5 separate regions of the Mus musculus genome follow, and all the other regions are linked to region 1. Evidence: chromatin loops called from intact Hi-C (ENCODE). Cell type or tissue: left cerebral cortex. All regions are shown on one strand.

What was found. Hi-C counts contacts between places; a loop is a spot of excess contacts. Peaks named below come from ENCODE experiments on the same cell type or tissue, not always from the same donor. Only the 100,000 strongest peaks of a DNase experiment are listed, where the experiment ranks them.
Region 2: it touches region 1 in a loop (6-fold over the local background); 2 of 42 quality-filtered maps call a loop at or near these places.
Region 3: it touches region 1 in a loop (1.9-fold over the local background); 6 of 42 quality-filtered maps call a loop at or near these places.
Region 4: a loop joins it to region 1, with 6 times the contacts of the local background. A loop is called at or near these places in 2 of 42 quality-filtered maps.
Region 5: it touches region 1 in a loop (2.8-fold over the local background); 6 of 42 quality-filtered maps call a loop at or near these places.

The regions. Positions count from the first base shown.
Region 1 is chr2:149,538,840-149,543,839 of GRCm38, forward strand. No RefSeq gene overlaps it. Among named protein-coding and RNA genes, the nearest start is that of Cst10, 140 kb to the left of the region's middle. In left cerebral cortex, no CTCF peak of the experiment used is centred here; DNase peaks (open chromatin) are centred at 2,180, 2,396 and 4,208.
Region 2 is chr2:149,829,525-149,834,524 of GRCm38, forward strand. Syndig1 (synapse differentiation inducing 1) reads left to right here and starts at 1,259. Exons shown (of 4, transcript NM_001085521.2): 1 at 1,259-1,401. In left cerebral cortex, CTCF peaks have their summits at 2,310 and 2,513; DNase peaks (open chromatin) are centred at 202, 566, 875, 1,318 and 6 more places; H3K4me3 peaks cover 3,169 bases; H3K27ac peaks cover 2,820 bases.
Region 3 is chr2:150,021,672-150,026,671 of GRCm38, forward strand. No RefSeq gene overlaps it. Among named protein-coding and RNA genes, the nearest start is that of Zfp120, 110 kb to the right of the region's middle. In left cerebral cortex, a CTCF peak has its summit at 2,456 (motif pointing left); a DNase peak (open chromatin) is centred at 2,435.
Region 4 is chr2:149,871,086-149,876,085 of GRCm38, forward strand. The region is part of intron 1 of Syndig1 (synapse differentiation inducing 1); the gene reads left to right. Among named protein-coding and RNA genes, the nearest start is that of Syndig1, 43 kb to the left of the region's middle. In left cerebral cortex, a CTCF peak has its summit at 2,626; DNase peaks (open chromatin) are centred at 1,572 and 2,502; H3K27ac peaks cover 2,106 bases.
Region 5 is chr2:150,013,589-150,018,588 of GRCm38, forward strand. No RefSeq gene overlaps it. Among named protein-coding and RNA genes, the nearest start is that of Zfp120, 120 kb to the right of the region's middle. In left cerebral cortex, no CTCF peak of the experiment used is centred here; a DNase peak (open chromatin) is centred at 2,998.

The DNA.
Region 1 (5,000 bases):
TGCACCACTCCAGATAGCAGGCCATGTATCTTGCACATACAGCATAGAAGAGCTGGCCTTGGTGCCAAGGGTACGGTTAAATTGCCCAAAGATGTGAATGTAGAAGAGTTGACCCCATTACTAGTTTGCCATGAGGTGGTTTGGGTGAAGGAAGATGTCCCCTCTTCCCTTGCTTGAGGCAATCAAGAGAGCTGACCCCAGGGTCATGAGAGTAGGTGAGCTGGCCCTGTACATCACTGGCTACAATACTCAGAAGTGTGGCCTGGGCTACCCTGATAGCACTACATAGTAGTGCTAGCTCTGATCATAGGGGAGCCAATGAGCTAGCCCCAAGGACAGACTGAGAGAGAGAGATGAGCTCTACCACTAGTCTACTGTGGTGGTGGTTGTGGTGGAGGTGATGGTGGTGGTGGTGGTGGTGATTGTGATGGTGTGTGTATGCCCTTGTACTTTATCTTGAGGGTAGACATTGCAAGGGCAAAGGCAAAATGAGGGGATAGGGAAATGAGGGAACTGGGGTGCATGATGTGAAACTCACAAAGAATCAATGAAGAGCTAAAAACCAACCAACCAAACAAACAAATAATTTCTCATTCCCTATGAAGTGAGAGCTGGGTTTTGGATCAACACCATGGAAAATATTGCTGGTGAGTTGGTACTCATTCCATTTTTTGATTTCTATAACCACTGGAACAAGTTTACTAGCATCTAGAATCTTTTGGTCTTTTGGGATTTCCAGCACCCAGCATGGTTTCTAGCCCATCAATGCTGGTTGATAGAGTTAGTAAATTAATAAAACTCAAACACTTGAAGTAAATCTATTAAAACTAGTTGAAGGACCAGAAAAGGAACTCAGTGAGTCAATACTTGCTACTCAATCCAGGCAATATTAGCTTAATTATGGAGCCCATAAAAGTTAGATATCATAAACCAATTCTACAGAGTTGTCTTTCCCTCCAAAACTATGATGTAGTATACTATAATAATTATTATTTTTATACATTATTTAATTTATAATTAATGAAGATGAATATTTAAATTACAATAAACCATTATTGTTTATTATTATTATTATTATCATCATTATTATAAATAAATGAGGCACTTCACACACACAAAAGTCATTCCCAATTTACAAACTGCGATGTGGCTGGCCAGTAGAGAGGTGGTCTAGTTTTGATTCCCTGATGCTATGATTCCACACTGACCAGAATCAACTTATGGGAACAAAGGCTTATTTCATATAACAGTTAACCAATCACAATCAGTTACTAAAGAAAGTCAGGCCAGGGACTCAAAGAAGGAAACTGGGTACAAGAACTGAAGCAGAGACCATGGAGTAAGAATGCTTACTAGCTTGCTTTTCATGGCTAGCTCAGCCTGCTTTTATATAAAAGCCAGGACCACCAACTCAAGAAAGGCACAGCTTACAGTGGATGAGCCCTCCTGTCATCAATCAAGAAATTCCCACACTGGGGATGGACACCTGATGGAAATAATTCCCCAATTGAGATTCCCTCTTCCAGGTTACTATAGTTTGTGTCAACTTGACAGAAACCTATCATTACAAGAAGTGTGATAACCACCTCTGCCTCCAGACCAGGATGGATGGCCATTTGCATGCTCTAGAGCCAAGCCGTGACACTCTTGAAGTGAGGCGCTTCATTGCCTGCCTGGTGGAGCCGAGAGAAGCACGTAGATCTCAAGCACATAAATCTTTAATTAGCCTTTCACCTCCTTTCTTATTTCAAAAAGCATCCGAAATCGTCTTCACATCATCTGAATGAGCTGAGTAGGGTAAGATCCCTGTGTAATTCACTCATCTAAGGGCCCTGAAGCCACAAAGTCCAGCAACTACACAACTAAATTTTATGAAGCCCTAAAAATGTCCGATTTCATCATTACCAATGGTTTGATTTCTAAAATGTCAATGAAATTCTAAGGAAAACAGGAACAGAATTTGTCTTCCCTGAAATTGAATTCTTATTCAATAGATAAGTCTTACTGATGCTGAAGTAGTTTTATGAGGCCTGCATAGTAACAAAAAGCCCACAGACAGAAAAGACAAAGACAGATGTGTTCTTTGGCATTTTATACTGAGACAGTAAGGAAAATGAACAATGAGTCAGAGGTTCTGTCAAGGCTTCTGGGAAAGGTGTAAAGTTGTGACTCAAAATTATGACTATAAATTAGGTGTAAGCCTCATGAACATGGGCCTCAAGTCATGTCCCTATTACCTTGCAGACACAGATCCTGAAAGGCTTGGGAGAGTTCAGAGTGCAAAGGGAAATGACAATTTGAAGAAATATAGATTGCAAGAGGCTCCAGGAGTTAGAGACTGGAGCACAGGCTTGCCTGGCACTCACCCTCAAAGCCTACTTGGGCAACATCTTTTATGCTTCAGCCTTTCTATAAGAAACACTCCTTCAACACCAAACCCCAACACTATTGCTGCTGCCAAGAACTGCTTGCAGAGAGGAGCCAGTAGGTCTGTCCTCTGAGAGGTTCTGCCAGGACCTAACCAGGACAGATTCAGACACTTACAGCCAGCCATGGGACGGAGCCCAGGGACCCCAGTGGAAGAGATAGGGGAGGACTGAAAGAGCTGAAGGGAATTGCAACTCCATAGAAAGAACAGTATCATATAACTGGACCACACACAGCTCCTAGGAATTAATCCACCAACCAAAGAGTGTACATGGGTGGGTCCATGGCTCCTTCTACATATTTAGCAGAAGATTGACTTATCTGGAATCAGTGGGAGGGGAGGTTTGTTGCCCCAGTGAAGGAAGATGCTAGAGTGAAGGAGGGTATGGGTGGGTATGGGGGTGGGTGAGTGACTGAGTACCTTCTTAGAGGCAAAGGGGAGGGGGAGGGAATGGAGAAGAGACCAGGAAGGGTAATACCATCTGAAATGTAAATAAAGAAAATAATCATTAAAAAAACACTCCTTCTCTAAGGCTCCAACTCATCTAGCCATCCTATGTACTTAAACACAAGAGACTGGAAGGATATAAGTGTATACTCATTGCAGATCAACCTCATAGGCTCCACAGTGAGAAATTTTGAGCAATACCCTCTCCAACTCTGAGGTCTTTGTACAACCCCCTCCTATTTGTAGGTGTGGTATATACCAACAATGTCATCACTGAGTGCCAACATTTATCAGTGACTGGAACATAACGATTAGCCAATAAATATAAGCTGAACCTGCTTATATTTACATAGGTGAATGAGTGTGTCTGTGTCCACTGTGAACTGAAGTCATCAGAAAAGCAGTACATTGAAAGGTAACTAAAAGTTTTATACAACCAAGAAGTAGAGTATTTATTGGTAAGAGAACTTTGGATCTTCCCTAATAAGGGACTTAGATGCTGGACAGCCTATCTTCTCTGATTTTCCTGGATATAGTTGCAGTCCATTCCTTTTGGAAATCTATGAAATGTGAATGTTACTCTCACTGTCTATCTTTCTGTCTCTCTATCTCTGTCTCTCTCTGTCTTTCTCTGTCTCTGACTCTGTCTCTCTGTCTCTGTCTCTTTGTCCCCTCTTCTCTCTCTCTCTTTGTGTGTGTGTGTGTGTAAGGCCACATGGACACATATTATACTTTGTTAATGCAGGTGAGCTAATGACAATAGTGACTTAGAGAAATATTGGTTTGATGCTTAGACTCAACATTTTACAAGTTGCTACCATCATTTTATTCCTGTAATACTTGTAGGCTGATGATAAAAGTCTGTACTTTCCCCCTTTTCATTTTAAATTGATTATACTCTCAATTTTACCTCTCAACCCTTATATCTTTTCTATCTTTGATCAAATGAGTCAAAATGTGTTCAAGGTTATGTCAGGATCACCAGTGCTTTGTTACTATACTGCCTACTATATTCAGGATGAACCAAACAGAGGATGCCCATAGTGAAAATTAAAGTCCACACACACTTTACAGTTAGCTCTTATTCTATACTTTCTATCTCATCAAATAGTGTACTATGGACCTGTGTGATCCAAGCCAAAACTAAGAGGTTATATCAGACTAAGGATACCTTTGTTCTGAGATGTCCCCCCCCCTCGCCTTAACTCTTCTAATCCCTTTCCATCTTTCCCTTTCATCCTCCTTCTGTCCCTCTCCTTTTTATTTCCTTCCCTCATCACACATTTAGAGTTCACCACCCACATTGTGAGCAGTGGAGGCAGACAGCCAGTAGCTATCATCCCTAGTTTTTTCTCTTAAATTAACATCTAATTAAAAGGCAACTCATGTTGGCTCAATCTTTAAAACAGTTCCCAACGTGAAAATGTTTTGCCACATCCAATCCCTAATATAGGCTACTTCACTGAATTTTCTTTCCTGGACCTCAGCATCCCTCCTCTTTCTGCTCTACACTCACATTTTTAAGTGACATCTAAATGAACTTCTAAGTGTATAAACCTAAGCATTGCCACTTCACTATCAAACCTCTTCAAGGACCCCAGTCATCCTTGAGTACTCTTGAGTACAGTGACGATATTAAAATAGAGTCAGAGTACTAGGCTTCGTTCATTATCAAATGCTATTTAAGAAATCAGACCCAAACCCAGTGTGTTATTGTCATAGTAACAGTAAGCTATTTGTCTTATGACTTTCATTGCTTAAGGACCTGGAAAGTGATAGAGTTTATGCAGTTCTTGCTGAGGGTCTCCCACGTTGCTTCAGCTATAAGCCAACTGGGCTGCCAATGGCTTCACTGCTTTGCTAGGGATGCAGGTCCAGTGTAAGGAAGTTTCCTAATCTCGGTAGGGCATTTTTCTGACTGCTAGGTACTGGCTGGGTGCCTCTACTGCTCAAATGAGAGTGTTAACATAGCAAAAATCATGTTTAAGGCCTAAGTGTCTATGATCTTACAGTTGTCCCAGAATCTCACATGCAAGACTAGAAACTCAATTTTCAGTCAACAGGTATATCTGCACTGACTCCTGATCTAATCGTAGGATTTCTTCAACTCCTGTGACCCCATAAG
Region 2 (5,000 bases), 290 kb after region 1:
AAGGAGCTTCTCTGAACACACCTGGGTCCACTAATCAGCTCAACCTCCTTCCTAAGCCATCCAAATCTGATTTTTTTGTTTTCTATGTACAGCTAAAGGTCCCCAGAAGCCAAGTGCTGCACAGGGCTCCCAGGCAGGATTTGAGCTACCTCCAACTCTGACACTCCAAATTCTACTTGGCTAGATGCGGCAGTTTCTGGGGGCAAAATCTTGGTTTTGAGGCAAGGGGCAGGAATCTATACAAGATAGCTATAGATCCAAGGAACCACTAGGGAATTAGCAATGTTGACTCCCCAGGGAGAAAAAGTTTGGGTTTGGGAGAGCTGAAGCAAGGTGAATTTTCCCTTGTTTTGAAAGGGGGTCATTCAGATAAGACAACTTTTGATCCTCTTTTTGGCGAATTTTCTAATTCCTTCTCTATAAAATCTGTAAGGAAAACACGCCCACTCGAGCATGATTTTCCCCAACGTTTGAAATGTAGATTGTCTTCGTAGGCGGCTCTACTAGGGCTCTCCTCGACCTACTCCAAGCCACCACTCTGCCCCACCCCCAAGGCGTCGTCGGCCCAGTTTCCTTCCACAGCAACTACCATGGGGCCACCCGCAGTGCACCTACAATGGTGTTGGTCCGAGCTACAGGCTTGAGTCCCAGAGTACCGATTTCAGGCTGGTCTCTGTCTTTATTCCTTCTGCTGGTCAGGACGTGGGTCTTTCTCTGAACCTACAGTGTCCAGAGAAACCTTCTGAACCTCAAGTCGACCTGGAGCCTGGGAGGTCTTTTAGGACCAAGGGAAGCCACCGTTTCCACAGTCGGCGGCTAATTCTTGTCCTCCTAGTTCCCAGTGGCAGTCCCCCTTCCCCCATCTCAGTCGCCCCAACGTTTCCAGACACTAGCCCCCGGCCACCCGCCAGCCGCTATCACTGGCGAGGGCACAGCTAGCCTGGAGCAAAGTTAGTGGCCACCTTCGTGTGCTGCCGCTCTCTCTCCCCCTCCTCTTCCTCACGGCCACCTTCTCCCGGGGACCGCGGCCGCATACTCTTGCACACAAGTCGCCAGGCTCCGCGAGACCAAAGAGTGGAACGGCACATCCCGGGTCACCCCTAGTTCAGCCCGCGCCCTTTGTGCTCCTAGGGGCCAAGAGGACCGGGTTCTGGAAGGGTGGCGCCGCAGCCCTGTGTTCGGCTCTCGGGAACTGTGTGCTCGGGGCAGCCCAGGGCGCTGGCAGTGATCCAAGGAGGGGAGCGGCGGGGGAAGCTGCGCGCAGGGGAGGGCAGAGGCGGAGAGCCACGAGCCCAGAAGCAGAGGCGGGCTCCGCACCGCCCCGCGCCCCTCACGCTTCCCGGCTCTCGAGACGCGCGGGCGGCCGCCTGGGCGCACCAGCCGGGTCACCTTGTCCCGGAGGTAAGTCCCGAGCACCAGAGCTGCGCGGGAGGACCCCGGGCCACCGGAGTGGGCGGGTGTGGCGGGCGCGAGAGGATGCCCTGGCGCAGGCGGGTGTCCTGCTCCGCCTCGCAGCGCGCAGACCAGGCGGCGGTGATGGTGTGCCGGCCGCGGTAAGTCCTGAAGGGTCGCAGTGGCCGGACTAGGGAGACACAGTGTCGCCCCGAGAGAGGGGAGATGGCGCCTGACGGGGAAGATGCAGAGAGGACAGGAACTGGTAATACCGGCCCAGGGTGCGACTTGGCGCCTTGCCACCTTGGGTACCCAGGCGGCGTGAAGGGGCTGCTGTGCGACGTCGGTTAGAGCTAGTGCGTCTGTGTCTTGAGTTCGGCAAAGCCAGGCTGCTGGGGGCCAGGCCGGTGTACTGGAACACCTAGATGATACCGACCAGTCCCTGGAGCTACCTAGCTGAGTCCAAGAGGGGCTGGCGAGAAAGGCATCCGCGGAGGTGGCAGTCAGTGAGGTCCACATGGGACAGGAAAGCAAAGGGCCGAGGGGAAAGAGAATGTAGAGTTCCAGAGCATCAGGATTGGGGTGGGTGGGTGCACAATCGGTTACCTGAGCGGAAGACCGGACTTCTAGAACCCTTCACCTCCATCCAAAACGAGACCGGTTTTTATGAGCTGTCCGGTCCCTGGCAGCGCGACAGTCTGCAGCCTCGGAGCCGCCAGTCCTGGCGCCGAGATGGGCGCAAGCAGATGCGATTAAAGGGTTCAGATTCTAATTTTGTTGTCTCTGGGCGTGATTTCTACACTTCATTCGTGTCCTCTCTGTAAATACTGGAGAGAGTGGAGCATCCATGGAGTTGGACACTTTTCTTAAGAAAGAAGGGCTTTGGGCATGTGCCTGTTTTGTTGGACCCTAGCGGTGTGGTGGAGGAACCTTCAGTTGAGCTTTGGGCAAGTAGGATAAGGGTTGGTTGGCTTTACTAAAGGACCACAAGAAGGGGTCTTCTGGTATTCCTCATTTTCTGTGGGGTGTTCTGCTAGCAGAAGCGCAGGCACACGGTGCCTCAGACTTAAGGTGCGCACCACACTCCTGCGGTGTTTGATGTGGAGGTGGCGCCTCTGCGCTGCGGGCAAGAACTGGGTTGCCTGTGTCTTTCATAGTCTCACCAGGGTTTTTGGTGCAGCAAACAGTGGTCTCAGTTTAGCTGTTTGGGGGACGTAGGGGTCTGACAAATACCTAGGGGCTGTTTTTCTGTTTAGAATCAGGCAGCGGGACATGCATCTCTAGGGCCCTCTTCTGCAGAGCCGCGAGGTGGTAACCATCAGGCTGCGAACTGCGCAGACCTGCAGCTTGAGCGGTGTGGGGGATGGAGGGGGGGACGGTGCAGGGGGTAACAACCTCCTAACATATCTCAGAGCCTGTGGATTTTTCTTTGTCAAGGTGTCTGCAGCTTGGGTGTTTGCAGAGAAGTGGTTTCAAAGAGGGGAAAGGGGGTCCTGATAAAAGTGTCTGTAGCCTGGTGTCTGTTTGGAGGAGGGGAGAAGCTGAGGGGAATTTTCAGAGAAGTTGCTCATGCCTTTGACCGCCGTTTCGAAGTTTTAGACCACAGGTGCGGGGCCTGTGGATGTGTGAGAAAGCATCTTTCTTTCCTCTTTGCTTCCTTCTCTCGCACCTAGGAACACTTTAGCCTTTTGCTGGGACAAGCTTGTCTCTGTAAGTGATCAGATGCCCTTCTCACCCTGCCCCCACTGCCTGCCCCTGCAGAGAGGACTCATAGTAAATTAGCTGCCCCTTTTCAGTGAGAGAGGGTACTGTGGTACCAGGGAAGAGGGAGCAGGAAGGAAGCACTTCAAACTTTCCTATTACAGAAATCTTCAATGATATGGAAAGGTAGAGAGATGCCCTTGGCCTTGGCCGCCTCCTCCTTGTTTCTCAGAGTCCTGGAGGCCTTGTTTGGGAAAGACTTCAAAATCTATTCCCAAAAGGATGACTGAGGGGAGGAATATTCGGTGATTCCACATTATACAAATAAATCATAGCATCATTTGGTGTCTGTAAGCCTATACAATTATGAATGTATGAATGTATCCAACAAAGCAAATGTATTGGTTAAAATAATAAATTATATTGCTGTTAAATTGTATTTTTAAAATGAGCTAGAAAAGTAATATGTTTACATACGGGTTTTTCGTGAGTGCTTCATTTTGATTTTAACTTTAAAAAGAAAAAAAATAATTTCTAGCTGACTTTACCTGTCTGCACATGGTCCTGTCTCTGAGAATGATGGCAGTTTATTGCAAGCTGGCCTGGCCATCATAATAATTCGTGTGTGTTTTGTTTCTATGCTGGATTGGATCCCAGGGCCTCACCACAAATGCTAAACATTGCTATACCACTGAGCTACATTCTGGATTCAAAATATGACTGTTACTAATGATCTCAGTAGAGCACAGATGATGTTCATACAAGGAAAGATATTCCTCTCCTCATTTATATCGCAGGGGGGAAAAAAGATAGCCCGCTACTTTTATTGGAAGAACAAGTAGACCATTGCTGGAGGAAAGACAATTACAATTACTGAGGAAAACTGGCCTTTTAAATGTGCTATACCTGTCTACCTGGGGTCTGAGCAAGATTTTAGTTGACTAGTTCCTTCAAGAACAACAAAATAATTTTTTTTAAAAAAATGGTAAAATCTTTAAACCTCAATTTGTAAATTATAAGCAATTAATTTCTTCCTCATTTAACAGTGACCTGGAAGGGCTGCAATGGACTGAACTTGTCCTTCATATTTGCCTCCTCAAATGAGTCTTATTTGCTAGGGAGCAATTGCTTATGTAAATTGTCTGCTGCTGTTGTTGGCAAGGCTCACTGAGAGTGCTGCATGCTCCAGGGGTTCATTAGGAAACCTACGTGGGCATTCCTGTCTCACTTACTGGATCCTAGGAGGCGGTGTGTGTGTGTGTGTGTGTGTGTGTGTGTGTGTGTGTGTGCCATGCCTGCTGGGATTTGGTACCCAGTGTGATTTTAGTACTATAGAGAGGTGTGCCACACCCCAGAGAAGGCTAGGAGAGTTAGCAGGAGGAATGCCTTCCCTTGCAGAGCCCCTTAGTGTACCTCTAAATTTTCTTTGAGATAAAAGCTATTCCTAAAAAAAAATGTCAGTGGTGTTCCTAGAGTTGGGTAGACTTTGAAATACCTTTATGAAGAGCACTGTACAAAGGGATCCTTAGTTATCCTTTTGTTAAGTGAGCACTTTCATCATGTCCTCTCATATAAAACTTTGGTAATTTTGTTTTATGCCAGTGCAGGCCTGTACATCTCCCTTTGTTCTTTTCTAGTCCCCCTGCCTGTTGGAGAATGCAGATCCCTAGGCATAGACTGGCACAGTATTGCAACCTGTGGTTTGAACAGATACCACATTTTTAGAAACACTATGGGAAGGAAGGATAGGGTGTCTACTTGTCAGAATCAGCTGGTAGGAGCAAATGAGGTTACATAGAAATGTTACATGGGGCTGTTTTGCATAAATGTGCTCATGTGAGATGTTTTGAGGGGTATAGCCTATGATCTATTTACACTGTACTGGGGACATTGAGACACAATGTTAA
Region 3 (5,000 bases), 480 kb after region 1:
ACCTCTCTCTCTCTCTCTCTCTCTCTCTCTCTCTCTCTCTCTCTCTCTCTTTCTCTCTCTGTGTGTGTGTGTATACATGTGTGTTAGCACTATGAATTATTTAGTAATAATAATATAATAAAGCAAACATGAATTGCTATCTAGAAATGAGGATGCATTTGCCATAAGAGACACGTAGAGTGATGTTTCCTAGATGAGCATTTTTTTAAATCTCTCAGAAGTCCTTAGCAATGGCAGGTACTCTGACCACAGGGATTCTCTATTATGCGCCCAAAGCAAGACAGTAAGAGGAGGGTGAGCAGTATCAGATGCTAAAGGTGGCATGCATCCCCATGTAGAATCAGTTCTTCAAGCTCACCATTTCCATTTGTTCCTTCATCCTGTGGATCCTGTGATGGAACAAAGCCCCAGGATATGATATGATGGAAGAATCCTTACCTGATTGTACACATTGAGATTTCTCTAGGTTTTTTTTGTTTTTGTTTTGTTGTTGTTGTTGTTGTTGTTGTTTTGGTTTTTTTTTTTTTTTAGCTTGCCAAAGAAGGGGAGCACTTTCTGGAACACTTATTTAACTTCATTCCTCTTCCTTTTTTGGGGGGGGGGGTGGAATATCCCTAGCACAGTGCCACAAACAACTGCCATCCTTGGAGGAAGATAGTTCATAATTCCTGTCAGGTAAGAAAGACACAGGGTTACCAAAGATTGGACAAAAGGTTAGAGTGCTGGAAAGGAGACCCAGAAACACATCCAGAAGTCAGGTATGGAGGACTTGGTACAACAGGTAAGGAAAAGGAATTCAGGATAAAACTCAAAAGGGAAATGGAAGAAGGGGCCAGGGCTGCTTGCAGGGACAGACTTTGCTGAAGGCATGTGAAGAAATGATTCTTGCCAGGACATTTGGGGTGAAAAAAAGCTACCTGTCAACAAAGACATAATATATTGGGCTCTTTAATGAATATACATAACCTTTTGTATTTGGGATTGTGGACCTTTAAGATCCTTTGGCTCTAGCAGCTAGTATTGTCTCAATTGAGATGGGCTCAAGACAGCCACAGAGATTCCTTTGAAGTTTTCTACAAGAATTCTGCTTCCAGAGCCTAGTCATGGCACAATTAAAGCATATGCCTTGCTACAAAAACAAACTCTAAGCTTACAGTTCTCAGCCCCAGGCTCAAAATGCTTTCTCTAGCCCCAAGCCACAGACATATGGACATGCAACAGTCCAACCCTAGAGATCTAGCCTCTCTACATGAGTATCCAACCATATGTTGCCTTAATCTTAGATATTAGGGCTAACAGACCTACATGGCTTCATGGAACAAACTCTGAAAACAATACAGTAAGCCTCTGTGCCTTTAATGAGGAGGACAAGAACAGAAGGACAATAACTTCACTCACAGAGGCTTGCCACCCCACAGATGTTACTTGATGTACATCGTAGCCAAGAATACCTTCCCTACTACAACAGCTGGTGCAGAAATACTGCACATCTGTGTTGATGCCTGAGTCATCCGTATGTGGTGGCACAAGTCAATAGGATTCACTTCTACGTGGTTCCCCCTACTGTGGTAAGGGAAAGTGTTTGGCTAAGGTGTCTTGACTGAAATCTACTCCACTAAGGCATGGTCCCTAACTTTCTCCCCTCCCACCAGTACCACCACCAGCAGCAGCAGCAGCAGCAGCAACTTTTAAGGGTAAGTAAAGAGAAGCATGCCTCTACTACAGCAACCTTTATATATAAGGCCCAACATTAGAAGCGTATGATATAGGTTAGGATCCAATTCTGCTCCAAAATGGGGAATACTGGCTCATCAACCCAACTGTTCTGTGTGGCCTGAGGGAAATACACACCAATTCCAAATTTACCTGAAAACAGACTCATATCTTACTTTCTTGGCACATTTTTGAGACACTAGATGACACAAAGCACAACTCAACTTAATACACTGGCATAAAACTACCCAATACCATAAACCTCTTTGCCAGACCTGAAGCCTGGACAGTCAAAAACAAGCTTGTATGAGCTCTCTGAGCCTATTTTTCTTCTTCCTTTTTATTTAGTTCCTTCTGCCCTCACCTTACCTGGCAGTGTTTCAAGGTACAGATGTGGCAGAAACTGGGAACAAAGCTTACCAGACGACTCATTCTCATCATGGTTCATAGTCATGGAGACCTCCAGTGACTTTTGGAATGTGGCAGGAGGAAAAGATGCCAAGATTGCTTGTGGTAACTGCTATGGGTACCCAGGGCTCACAGCACAGTCACGCACTGCCTGAATTAGACCTGGACATACGGAGCTAATGTGGAAGACAGAGGCCTGTGACCATAGCAACCCTCACCAGGAGCCCCATTTGAGGATGATTAAGACACATTTGCATTAATTAAGCATCCACATGTCTGTGTTGTCCAGGCAGGACAAAGGTCTACAGAGCCTCTCTCTAGCCTTTGTTGCCCTCTACTGGGCTTCAGGAAAGTCTGCTATATACAGGAAATCTAGCCCAGCAGGCAGATTTCTGACTCTGCTCCTTGAATACTCCCAGCTGTCTTTGTGAGCAGTCAGCACTTTGCATGCATATCATCTGTAATACTGTCCAACTGCTGCTTTACCTTCAAACTCACTAGGGGCTCATCATGTAGCTGTCTAACCTCCAACACCACAAACCACTCCTCTGTTTGAACTCTATCATCTGTTGTGGAAAAGGCAGAGTGAGTCACAATTTGTGACATGCAAGGACATGTGACGTTCTGCAACTAGGAACAAAAATTAACTAAAAAAACAAAACAAAACAAAACAAAACAAAACACACAAAAAAAAACCCAAAACAAAACCAAACAAATCAGGTCTCAGAGACATCTTCCAAACAATTGTGAGCTTGGTGTTTGCAGGGAAGTGAACTGGGTGCCAGGGAGAGAAGAAGATACCAAGGAAGGAGGTAGGTCCCTGCCAGCTGAGCCTGGCTTTCCCAGAAGAACCTTACACTCCAACACAAGTTTATCCCTGAAAGTCACCTTTGGCTCCAACAGAGCAAGTCTTACTGGAAGAAGTGGGTTCAGAGATGTGAATACTTAAGTGCAGAAAGGAACACTCTACCATGAAGAACACAAGATGGACTAGATCCTAGGCACAGGGAAGCCCCCCTCTAGGCCCCCAGACTATAGCTTCCCCTCATAAACATCATCTTACTATGTATCCATGCCACAAAAGAACTCTAACACCCTGTTAGCCTCCTTGGCATGGCATGATCTGGTGTTTCCTAAAGATAATACTCAGTCTTCCAGTGCCATTTATGAGTCTAGGGAATACAGGAAGCTATTCCAAGGCTGGGTGGACTGAGTGACAGCAACTTTTATTTGTATATCTTCCCAAATTCATGATCTATGCTTTCCTTTAGGGATAATGCATAAGAGCAACCCCTTAACAGCCTAGCATCCTGAAATGGAGTTCCAGACCCTCATGCCATCCTCCCAGGCAGGTAGTTTGAGTAGTGAGAGCTCATCATGACATAATCAGAGATGTCTAGAATGCCCTGTTAGTACTGACCAGGTGGACAACATAACAACTACTCCCAGCCTCTTCCTCTGGATTTCTGTAGTGTTTGTTTTCAGAAAGTTACTACAGGCTTCCAGAAGGGAGACCAACCCTCGTGGAAGTCTGACTTCCAGAAGGAAGAAGTCCCCCAAGGTATAGAGTCAGAAAAGTCCTGCAGGGGTCAGAGCTACACTCATAGGTGTTGGTCTTTGGCACAGGAAGTCCTTTGGCTAAGGGAAGAAGGTAAAAGGCACAACAACCCTTGCTGGGGCTCAGCCTTTTTGATACAGCCTGATGAAAGATCCTCTTAACTTTTATGTTGCTGATTCTTCAGTTTGTTGCCATTGGCTGAATGATCCAATCTTCTTTACCTACTACTGGAAACTCCAATTACCACTCATGTCTTGGACATGAAGAAAGTCAATGGGTCATAGACCCTCCATGAACCTTGCAATAACTTAGCTTCTTGGGGAACCTTCTTCCTTGCGATTTTCCCCAATCCCAGCATTCTACTGTCACAGGGTATGTCCCTATGTGTCCAACTGGTATTAGCCCTGATGTCACCTTCACCAAAGAATGTTGCCAATCACAACCTTTAAAGGCAGCTGACCAAGGTATATCTACCCCTGTGTTATCACATTGCAATTCTCTGCTGTCCCTGGAAAAGGCTGTCTGTGTCTCCTGAACTCAAGTGGAGTGTATAACATGACCATCCAACCTATCAGCATACACGGCTTATGGACCTTTTGCTGGGCACTCGGCTTCTTGGGGTCAGGGATACCACAAGACAACACTACAATCTGTTCTGGATACAAACCTCTGACCTTCTTAGTCATGAGTGTTGTAAATATCCTTGACTAAATCAGGGTTTGGGGTGGGTTATCATGCAGTCACAATATCTAAAACAACCTATGCTTCCCAAGGATATTTTTTGCTTATTATACAGCCTGTGGACCATGAGTTTGATAGAATTGTTGTTAATAATAACTAGAGGTGATATGGCAGTTCACTACTCTTTGGATCTTTGGCTTTGTGTGTGTGTGTGTGTGTGTGTGTGTGTGTGTGTGTGTGTGTGTGTATACTAAAACATTCATTGTGATCCTTTCATTATAGAGCACTCTTCTGGCATATTTTTGGCAAGCTAGGTTTTCAGATAAAAAAAAAAAGATTTTCTGTTCAGCTAGTTTCCCAACAAACCATGGCTTAGGAGAAAGACTATGGTTTTTCTGGGTCTGGAAACTTGGTTCTCAAGTGGTTATAAGTACATTATCAGTTCTGTTGCAGAACACCCTGACCATAGCAGAACTGGACAACACTGTGTTATCAGATACAGTATTACCATTAAGAAGGTAAGATGTCGAGTCCATTATACATTTAACAAAAGAGCCTTGGGTTTCATACCTATAAAGCAGACCTTACCCGAGAGTGCTCATTCTAGTGATTTCCTGAACAAAGAAAAACCAAGGAAACA
Region 4 (5,000 bases), 330 kb after region 1:
CTTGGATCCTGTAGAGGATCATGAGCCCAGGGGTCATGGTTGGGTCAATGCAAAGAGATGGTACATATGAAGGTGCAGAAAAGCAGAACTATTGCACATTTTATCTCTACTTCATTGGATCTCTATGCCAGACTTCACATTTATCTCAGGTCACAAGTAGTGAGCTGTATTTCTAATGGGAAGTCATGCAGAGCAGAGATCTGAAAGGAGACTATGAGAAAGAATGGTTGGATTCCCCTTCAGCTTTTTGTCTCTAGTTACTCAACCATAAGCAACTGAATTTACGTCGCTGAACCCCAGATCCTTCCTTGAAAATCATGATGGTGATAACAATGTACACTCTACAGAATGGTGGTGACATACTCAGTTGAATGTGGCTTGTCTGGTGTATCTTTGAGATCATACATCCATCAATCCATACCTATCTTATAAAATTAGTAGAAGATTCTCTGGTGTTTCATCCAAGAGAGTTTTATGAACTAGAATAAATAAAGCTGATAGTTCAGGTGTGAATTATAGACACTCACTTTTGTCATTCCAGAGCATCTTGCCACTAGTGATCAGGGCTTTCTACCTGAAGCTTATTTTCATTGGAAGACTTGTTTTCAGTTCATACTGGTGAGCTATCAGGATTAGAGAGAAAAAGTCCTAGGGATAATTTCTATCAACAATTGGCAGGAATGTGGTAAACAGGTGCCCAACTCTTACACTTCAATGGAATTCCCGAGTGTTTGTTCTGTGTTGTCTTCTAGACTCCCCACTGTCTCCAGCTTCCTGCAGAACCTGACTGAATGGCATTTCCCCTGAACTTCACACCTTATCTACAGCTACCTGCCCCTCTTTCTGAAACTACTTCCTAAATAAAGAACAGTCAGCCCTGTAGGATCTCTATCTTCAAACATTCTGAACCAATCATTGACTCAAAAACATTTAGAAGATAACTGTCTGTATGTAGTAAGCATATATAATGACTTTCCCCTTGTCATTATTCCCTAAACTATAGAAGAGTGTAACACCTTCTTACATAATAGTTATATTAATCATATATCATGACTAAGCTAGAGATGATTTCCAGTATATGGGAAGATGTGTCTAGGTCTCATGCCGATACTGACTTGGCCATCCACTGTCTCTGAAGGTGCTGGAATCAGCTATTGGAAAGCTGAGGAATGGCAGTGTCTACACTAAAGCCCTCTCAGGCCAGCCCCAGGGTAGATGAGGGATGACTATCCATGCCCCAGCTTTCCTTTTATGGGAAGCTATGGCAACGCCAAAGCATGGGGATTGTAGCATTGCTGAGAAGGTGCTCTGTTGGGTACCATCACTTCTTATCAGCAAATGAATTTGTCCCAGGAGAAGCATAACCTGGATGTGGCACAAGGAAGGCAATGCACTTGGGAAGTGGCTTTGCTTCTGTGGGGCTCAGGCTGCTCTGATTTGGGATGAATCACAGTGTTCAGTGAAGGCAGGCTTCTCTGGGTATTCCATAGTGAATCTTCCCCTGCACACTCTGCCTGCCAGGGAAGAGCACTGCCCTGAAATAAACGCTCTCTCAAACTGGAAAACTATTTTAGTGACTTTTAAGAATAAACGTCATTCTTTGAACATCCCGTTGACATCTTTCTTAGGAACATGCAGATCTACTTTCTGGACCAAATGCATATCCTCCATGGTACTTGGCCATCTGGCTTCTGGTTAGCAGGTGTGCAAGCCTGAGGGTGTAGAGGTTTTCTTCTTCATTAGAGAGAATGGAACGTAAGAATGGAAAGGGCCAATGGAAAGTTGTGAATGTTGAATTGTAAGGGTTTGTTCAGAGGCATAGCTCTGGGTGTATGGAAAACACATTCGGGGGATTTTCTGCTTATTTTGACATTTGTCCCACTTTAAACTTAGACAAGATCAGATCTTCAGAAGGAAGGAACTTCTATTAAGTTATATATGATAATCATTCAGGATAATACTCTCATAATTGAGCCTGACAGCACACATGACTGGTTAGATTCAGCATGAGGGCTCATAAGTTTTGTCTTTAACTGAGGCAGGTGAGTGGACAAACCTCATCATTTCTTCTTGCCTGCCCTTTCCTGATGACCATCGTGACAGGCTGGTTTTATTATATTTCTGGCAGGGGCAGCATGCCAGTGAACAGAGAAAAGGCTGGGGAAGGGGTTGCTTCTGTCTGGTACTTGTCACACGGAGAACAACAGATGTAGAAATATGACAAGATGCACAGATGATGCTAAAAAGGTAGATGGAAAACATCATGGAAAAATGAGATTAAACCAAAGGGAGGTCAGTATCCCAAATATATACTCTGATGTCCAAGGCTGGCTGTGAGCTCAGCAGCAGCAGCAGTGCTGGGAGACAATCAGTAGCATGACTCATGGTGTCCAAGTGGTAAAAATAGACCAGAGACTCATGAGGAGAGCATCTCCTTCTGCTCTTGATATGAGGTGCAATGAGCACCATCCCCAGAAACACCCACTGGAGGTGCCTCCCAACCCACGCACTCCAGGCTCCCTCCTGCTGCACGGCTTCTCTATGGCTCTTATCCATGTCTCTCCTTGCTAAATTCACCATCCGCCTCCAAACTTTGGATGGAGTGCAAGCTTTACACAGATAGGGGCTGCTCCATCTGGATCTCTGGTGACCCTAGAAAAGCACATATCTAAGAAGTTACTAGGCTGGTGGAATTTCTCAAAAGCCATTCCTTGCAAAATGGATCTACATAATGCATAGAGAGTGGCTTACACCCTGAGCTGTTCTTCCATTGCAGTCTGGGTAGCTTGTTTTAGCACCTTATAGATTGTAATCTAGGGAGCAAATGCAGGTGGAACATTAATAAAGGGACTAAATCACTGACAGGCTTTTTTAAAACGAGACATTGGTAGCTGGGTGTGGCAGTACTTGTCTTTAATCCCAACACTTAGGAAGCAGAGGCAGGCAGTTCTTTGTGAGGTCAAGGCCAGCCTGGTCTACATAATGAGTTCCAGGATAGGCAGGGCTACAGGACTCCACTTAAAACTTAAGAAAAGGTTCAGACATTCAAACTATGCTCTCCACCCCAGCAATGGGTTTCTGTATCTAAGGCTGTGAGCTTCATAAGGCCTGAGTCGTGGAGCTTTATTATCCCTGTGGTGAAAGGGACAAGCTGTTAGCATTAAGTTCTTTTGAAAATGGAACAGCATACATACTTTCAGGCCTTTGCTTTGTGAAAAATAATTCTTCAGAAAATGTCAAAGTGGTCAGGCATAATGACCTATGCCTGCAGTCACAGCTACATGGAACATTGTGGAGCTCTTGAACCCAAGAGACTGAAAGTCACCTGGATGACAACAAGACCCTTCTATGTTCCCAAAGTGAAAGAGGGACAGTGATGTTGGAAAATAGTAGTCTGGGACCTGCAAAGAGTTTGATTAAAAAATATGCATGGGTTGGTGAAGGAGGGTAACATAAACCATGGTAGCGCCTTTGGTATGTACTTCAGGCACAATGCCACTGCGGAAATTAATTCAGGAGTGACACACAGTCAATTCTATTTCTAAAAGACCTTTGAGGTTGTTGCCCAAAGCAAGCATGTAAGCAGGATGGTGCTTGTGATGGGGACCTGGAAGAGGGTCTGGTTGTGTGGTGGTGGTATCCTGATCATAAACCCTAGGCTTCAGAGAGATGAAGTATGGAAGAATTTGAAATCTCTCATGTAAAAGAAGGGTATAGGTCTGTAGGGCAACCTTGCTGGAACAAGATAACCATAAGCAACTGCAGCCATGGCCCATGGGTGACATATTTCTGAGAAATTAAGCAGAGTGAGGCATGGGGAGACTTCTTTTGGTTCTTTGATGTCTAGACTCCCTGCAGTGGGAGGAGAGAAGAGAATCAGGAATGCATCTGTTAGTCCTCACCCCTCACCTGCCCCAAACAACATCACCCCAGCAGTTCAATTTGGGGTGGATGCCAGGAATTCACGTAGAATTCTTAGATGTCTAATTTGTATATTAGTACAACTATCACATTTTAATGAAATTTAAGTGAAACATGATCATAAGGAACCTTCTGTCTCAACTACTCTCCTGCTGCCATAAAATACTCAGATAAAAACATCTTAAGGGAGAAAGGGTTGTTTTGACTCATGGTGCCATGTCCCTTATGGCATGGAAAGGATGCAGGAAGAGCTTGAAGCAGCTGGTTCCATTGCATCAGCCAGCAAGAGGCAAAGAAGATAAACGTGTATGCTTAGCTTGCTTTTTCCTTTATATCCAGTCCAAGATTCCAACCTATAAAGGGATCCCAGTCACATTTAAGGTGATTTTCCCCACTTCAGTTAATCTCATCTAAAGAATCCTTCACTTGCTTGCCCAGAGGCTTGCCTTCTAGGTGGTTCTGGATCTTGTCCCATTGACAGTTACTATTAACCATCACTCTGTGTATATATTTGTTGATTCAGGACTGACTCTTCAAGTCTGCCCCAGGTGTTTGTGCTGTCTGGGTGTTTTCCAGAGCTCTTCTAAAGGGACTGGCCCTAGACATCAGGCCATGAGGCCTGGGATCACTTCAAAAGATCGAAGACCCAAGCCGGGTGTGGTGGCGCACGCCTTTAATCCCAGCACTCGGGGAGGCAGAGGCAGGTGGATTTCTGAGTTCGAGGCCAGCCTATTCTACAAAGTGAGTTCCAGGACAGCCAGGACTATACGGAGAAACCCTGTCTCGAAAAACCAAAAACCAAAAAACAAAAACAAAAACAAAAACAAAAAAAGATTGAAGGTCCAAATGTTGGTAAGCCTCTAAGTAACAAGCTAGACTTCACCACTGTAGCACCTGAAGCAACATATTAAATATTTTCTGGATAGTAACATGTCAGCTAAAGAGTGGGGACACTTAACTGCCTCCCTCTCCCTATTCTATGAAATCCTCTGGTCCTATAGTAAGTGTAGGTCACCTGTATCTCAGTATTGCTGATGGGAGGTCCTTTACACACAACATGGTCCAGAATGACAGATCTG
Region 5 (5,000 bases), 470 kb after region 1:
ACCTTTGCTGGCTCAGCCTATATTGCTCGTTATTATTGCCATCTTCTGAAAACAGTATATCAGATCTTTCAGTTGTCCCTTGCTGCTGTCCCTTGTCAATCTTCAGTGATACCAGTGACCTCTTTGATTTTTGCCTGGAGTGCAGTAGAGAAGCCATCATCAGACAGGGGCTGAAGCAGCCCTTACCTCCTTGTCTCCCATCAATGGCAGGGAAACTGTAAAGCCACAGTACTCAAGTGGGTTTCTTTTTTTTTTTTTTTTTTTTTTTTCCTTTTTTTCTTTCCTGTCAGTTTACTTGAAATTCATTGATTTCCCCCAGGGTTGACTGCGTTTGCAGCCTGTGGGTAATGCTCATCGGCTGAGGCCTTCATTTTCACGGTGTCTTGCCTGCCAGTCCTACCTCGGGAGCTCTCTGTTTTTCTGCATCACAGAGTGCTGGTCAATGGAATGCCTTTACAATGGGATCTGCACAAGTGTCTAGAATGATGTGCAGGAAAGACCTTCACTCAATGTGTGCTGAATTTGATTAATTTGAACTTGTGATTCTATACACAGTCCAGGGTCTTTCAGTGGCCAGAGAGCAATATGTTGTCTGTCCAAACTTCAATGAGAACAGCCAGAGAAACAGGAATGAAGGCTGTCTGGTAATGAAGAGCTGAGTGCAATGGCATTCAATTATTAATTCTGGGGATTGTTGTCTCAGAGACCCTATCCATTATTCTTATAATAGCAGGGTGGTTTTATAGCCTCTATATCTTGGGTCACCTTAGAGTCCTACAGTCAGTCTTTTTTTCTTGGAACAACCACTAATGAAAAGAATTTATTCTAAATTCTAAGTCTGCTAGAAATTTCATTTTAGGCCATATGAGGCAACAGCTTCACCAATCTAAAGGGCTCATGGGCAAAAAACAGCCAGTTCTGAAAATGGTTGTATCACACATAAAAACATGGAGAATCAAAGACCAATTACAGAAGTGAATGCCTCCCTACTCCAGTATGCACATATTATTATAAATACTGGGATTATGAACATGGTATAATCATAATTCAGTCAGATCATTTTTTTACCAGGATGTGTGGGCTCCCACTGGGCCTCTTTTCTTCCCATCCTTGGACTTCCAGACTCCTCAGTGTTCCACACCTTTCTTTGCCCCATTCCTATATTGCACAGGTACCTTATATGCAGGAACATGCCCATAAATATATGTCATTATAGACATTTCCATGAAGATTCCAGGATCCAAACCAGACCCCCTGTCTCTTCCCTCTTTGCTCTGGCCCAAATGGGTCTGCATGTACTCATACCATATATGTTGCTTATCAAAGTTAGACTATTAATCTTGCCTTGGGGACAAAAAACTGCTTTAAGAAAAAAAGGAACAAACAAGCAAACAAACAGTGGACATCAGCTATGCAAGGTTCAGAGCTGCAACAGTGAGTAAAACCCACATGGCACAGGTAACCTATGCTATGATCCATGTAAACCTGGTTCAAAGCAAGAAACAGCAAGTATGAAGTATGCGCAGGTGAAAAAGTAGTAACATGAGACCAAAGAATACCACACACACTTCAAGGAGGTGGTAGTTCTGTCCGAGAGGAGGCATGAGGCTGGCAGGCAACAGAAGCATGACTGGAATGCTGTCAAAATCCAGCTCTTGGGATGAGTGGAGTTCACACTACTTCTAATCATTTTAAAGTGTGTGCATTCACCATACACAATGTCTTTTGCATGTGTGTATGTGGGTTGTGCTTATGCATGTGTATGTTCATATTTGTACATATTTGTACATGTGTGCACATTGTATGTGTACCCCATTTGTACCCATGTGTGTGTGTGTGTGTGTGTGTGTATGTGTGTGTAGACCAGTGCTTGAACTCAGGTTCTCCTCAGTTGTTCTCTGATTACTTACTGAAGCAGGGTTTTTCTGCTGAACTCAGAGCTCAAAGATTCTTCTAGTTGACCTACCCAGCTTGCTTCAGGAATCCCCTGCCTTCACCTCTTAAATGCTGGGATTCTATCAGGGAGACTATGCCTATCTAGCTTGAATGTGGGTGCTGAGGATTCAAACTCTGGTCTTCATACTTATGCATTAAGCACTTTATCTAGTAAGCCATGTATCCAGCTTAATACACATTTCATACATGCATGTGCATGTACACACAGGCAAAGGCACAGTGCACACCATATGAGTGAGGTTCATGTGTGTGTGTGGATGTGTGTGTGTGTGTGTGTGTATGGTATGGGTGTTCATAGTCTTTTCATTTAGTATGAGCTAGGAACTTTTATATATCTCTGTTCTCAAGTCCCAGCAATCTCCATGTTTTTTTTTCTTTTCTTTTCATTGTAATGCAGCAGCTTGAGACATAAAATTTAAGGTCAGCAGACATGAACGGCAAAGTCCCATTCACCAACATAATCACACATCTCTGAGCCTCGCTTTCTTCATCTTCAAAGTAGGAGAGGCAAACACCTGGTACAGTAGCACTGTAAAATGACAGGACAGACAGGCATAATATAGGGGCTCCTGAGGAACAGCAGTGACAGTTATAGTGTATGTGTGATTCTCATTCCCAGCCCTATAGCATGGCTGCCCACAACTCTGCAACTCCCTCTGTACTTGACTTACTTTGGGGAAAAGATGTGTAAGGCATATGTACTTAGATCTGATTAAATCTGATCCCATTAATAATGCCCTTATGAAATATGCATGTGGGAAAGCTATTTTTACATTCGACAAGGAAACTGAGGCACTCGAAGTTCAGGTGTGGATTCTACACCACAATACTGCTTCTCTTCTCACAAAGGAGCAATACAGACCCCCAAAGGCTGCTGCCCACATATGCAAATATCAGCACAGCTACAAAAGGGAAAGACCCAGTTCAAATGTTCAGCCAAGGGCATCCAGCCCCTGCTGCTCATCAGTTCCCCAGAGCTGCTGTCAGCCTTTTAGAGATTCTGGCGGCTGCTACCAGGGAACTGGAGAAACTGCTGTACTGAGAAAAATGTGCGCTTGAAAGAAGAAACCTCTTCTTGGAAGAATTTTGGTTCACAACACAGCTGTGCCGACCTTCCTTTCATCTCCAGAAAGTCACATAGGTGCATGGTACTTCCCTGAGGTTCCTGCTGCAGGGTAGGACTCAATGTCTACAATGGCTGTGGTTGCAGCAGTAGTTCCCATTACCTACTCTAGTGAGCTGGAAAAATATTGATGACACGAGAAAACCAAGCAGGGTTGGGAAGGTCAATTCTTGTGTTAGAGACATGTTAGGAGGGGGAGGAAAGAAAAGAAAAATGAAGCCCTGGGTAGCTGCCCCTGCAGCTCCCTTTATGGATTTGGTTCCAGTGGTTTGCTTGAGAGACAATCCCAGGAAGCACAGGGGAAGTGGTGTGAGGCCCCAAAAGGGCTGAAGCTAGGAGAGGCTGCCTGTAAAATCAGGCAATGGCCATGAATAGATGAGGTTTACCTCACCAGGGACCCTGAGGGCCTATAGGCCACACCCCCAAGACCCACTGTAGGAAGGTGGGGCAGTTGTCCACCGCTCTTGGCTAGAGCAGCTCCCTGGGTCTTGCTGGCTTAATTGTGTGTCTGGCTGTCCTTCATCATTTGCAGAGACAGGGTAGGAAGGGGTAGAAATGAGGGACTCATCAGCCTTTTCAGAATAAGAGCCCAAGGAGTACAGCAGGATTGGCTTCTTTTTCTCGGAGAAGCCTGGACAGGAAACAAACATGGTTTAACATATTGCTTCATTTTTCTAGCTTTAATCTCACTAACACCCATTTGAAAGAGTGAGCAGAAGATGGCATCTCTTTTCCCTGCCCCCACCCCTTACCATCATATTTGGAGGGCCGGGAGACATCACAGATAGGCAGAGGCCAGAGCCAGACTAATGAGACCTGGAGGTGTCACGGATGCTGAACACACACCAGACCTCAGAACCATTTTTTGGAATCCTTTGCCACTTCTTGGTGCCATGACAGCACCCAGCTTCCACTCTCTGGGAACAGAGGCTGCCAAGCCGACTCCTTTCTGTGGAGCTTTTAAAGAACACATTTTTTTAAAACTTCCTACCTATCTTTCTCCTTTACTGTGAGCCCAAGACTGTACAATTGCAAGAGTTTAAACAATATACACTGATAAGTAAAAACCACCATAGGCAACGACAGTTCATTAACATAACCCACATACTTGAAGGTGTGGAGGAAGCCCTGGGAGAGTGAAGTCCTAAGTGAATGTACATTGTTGACTTGGGCACAGCCATAACAAAGACCAAGGCATTGGACCCATGGCAAATTGGCAAAGCTATCCTTACATGGGCCATGCCTAAAGTTTTAAAACCTTCTTTTCCTCTAGTCTAACTACAAGTTTTACAGACAATTGATCAGTGTGTACAAACACTAGCAACTGAATCTTCTTCCTTCTCCTATATGTTAACTGTCTGAGACTGGTTGTCTACAGAGACTAGACATTCCTGCCCCAGTGCTGTACAAAATAAACATGCTGAGGTTGGGGGTATGTTAGTAGGTGCCACTCCATCCAACTTCATACGCCCAACCTGACCCCAGCTTTTCTGTATGTATGTATGCCTGTCCTTTCTTTATTCTTTTGTCACCCTTCATCAAAATTTCAGGACCCAAGCCATGCAGAATATAGCAGCTTATGTTCCTTGGAGCCACTGCCTGCCCCACCCACCCTCCATGAGAGCTACTGGTCATTATTCTTATGCTTATTTCTGTAATAAGAAAGCTATATGAACAAGTCATGGGAAGTAAGCCAGAAAGGAGCTCTCCTCTATGGAATGGTACCTCTAAAGGTATTCCAGAGTACCACATGACCAGTATTAGAGACTATGTAGGCTTTTGAGTCTGGCGTTCCACAACCTACCTTCAAAATGCTTCCAGATCATTGCTGGCAACAACATTTATCCGTTTTCAATGCTGAGTAGTGCTCCAGTTTGTGGCTATAGAATGTTTATCCACTCACCAACTAAGCCAGTTTGAG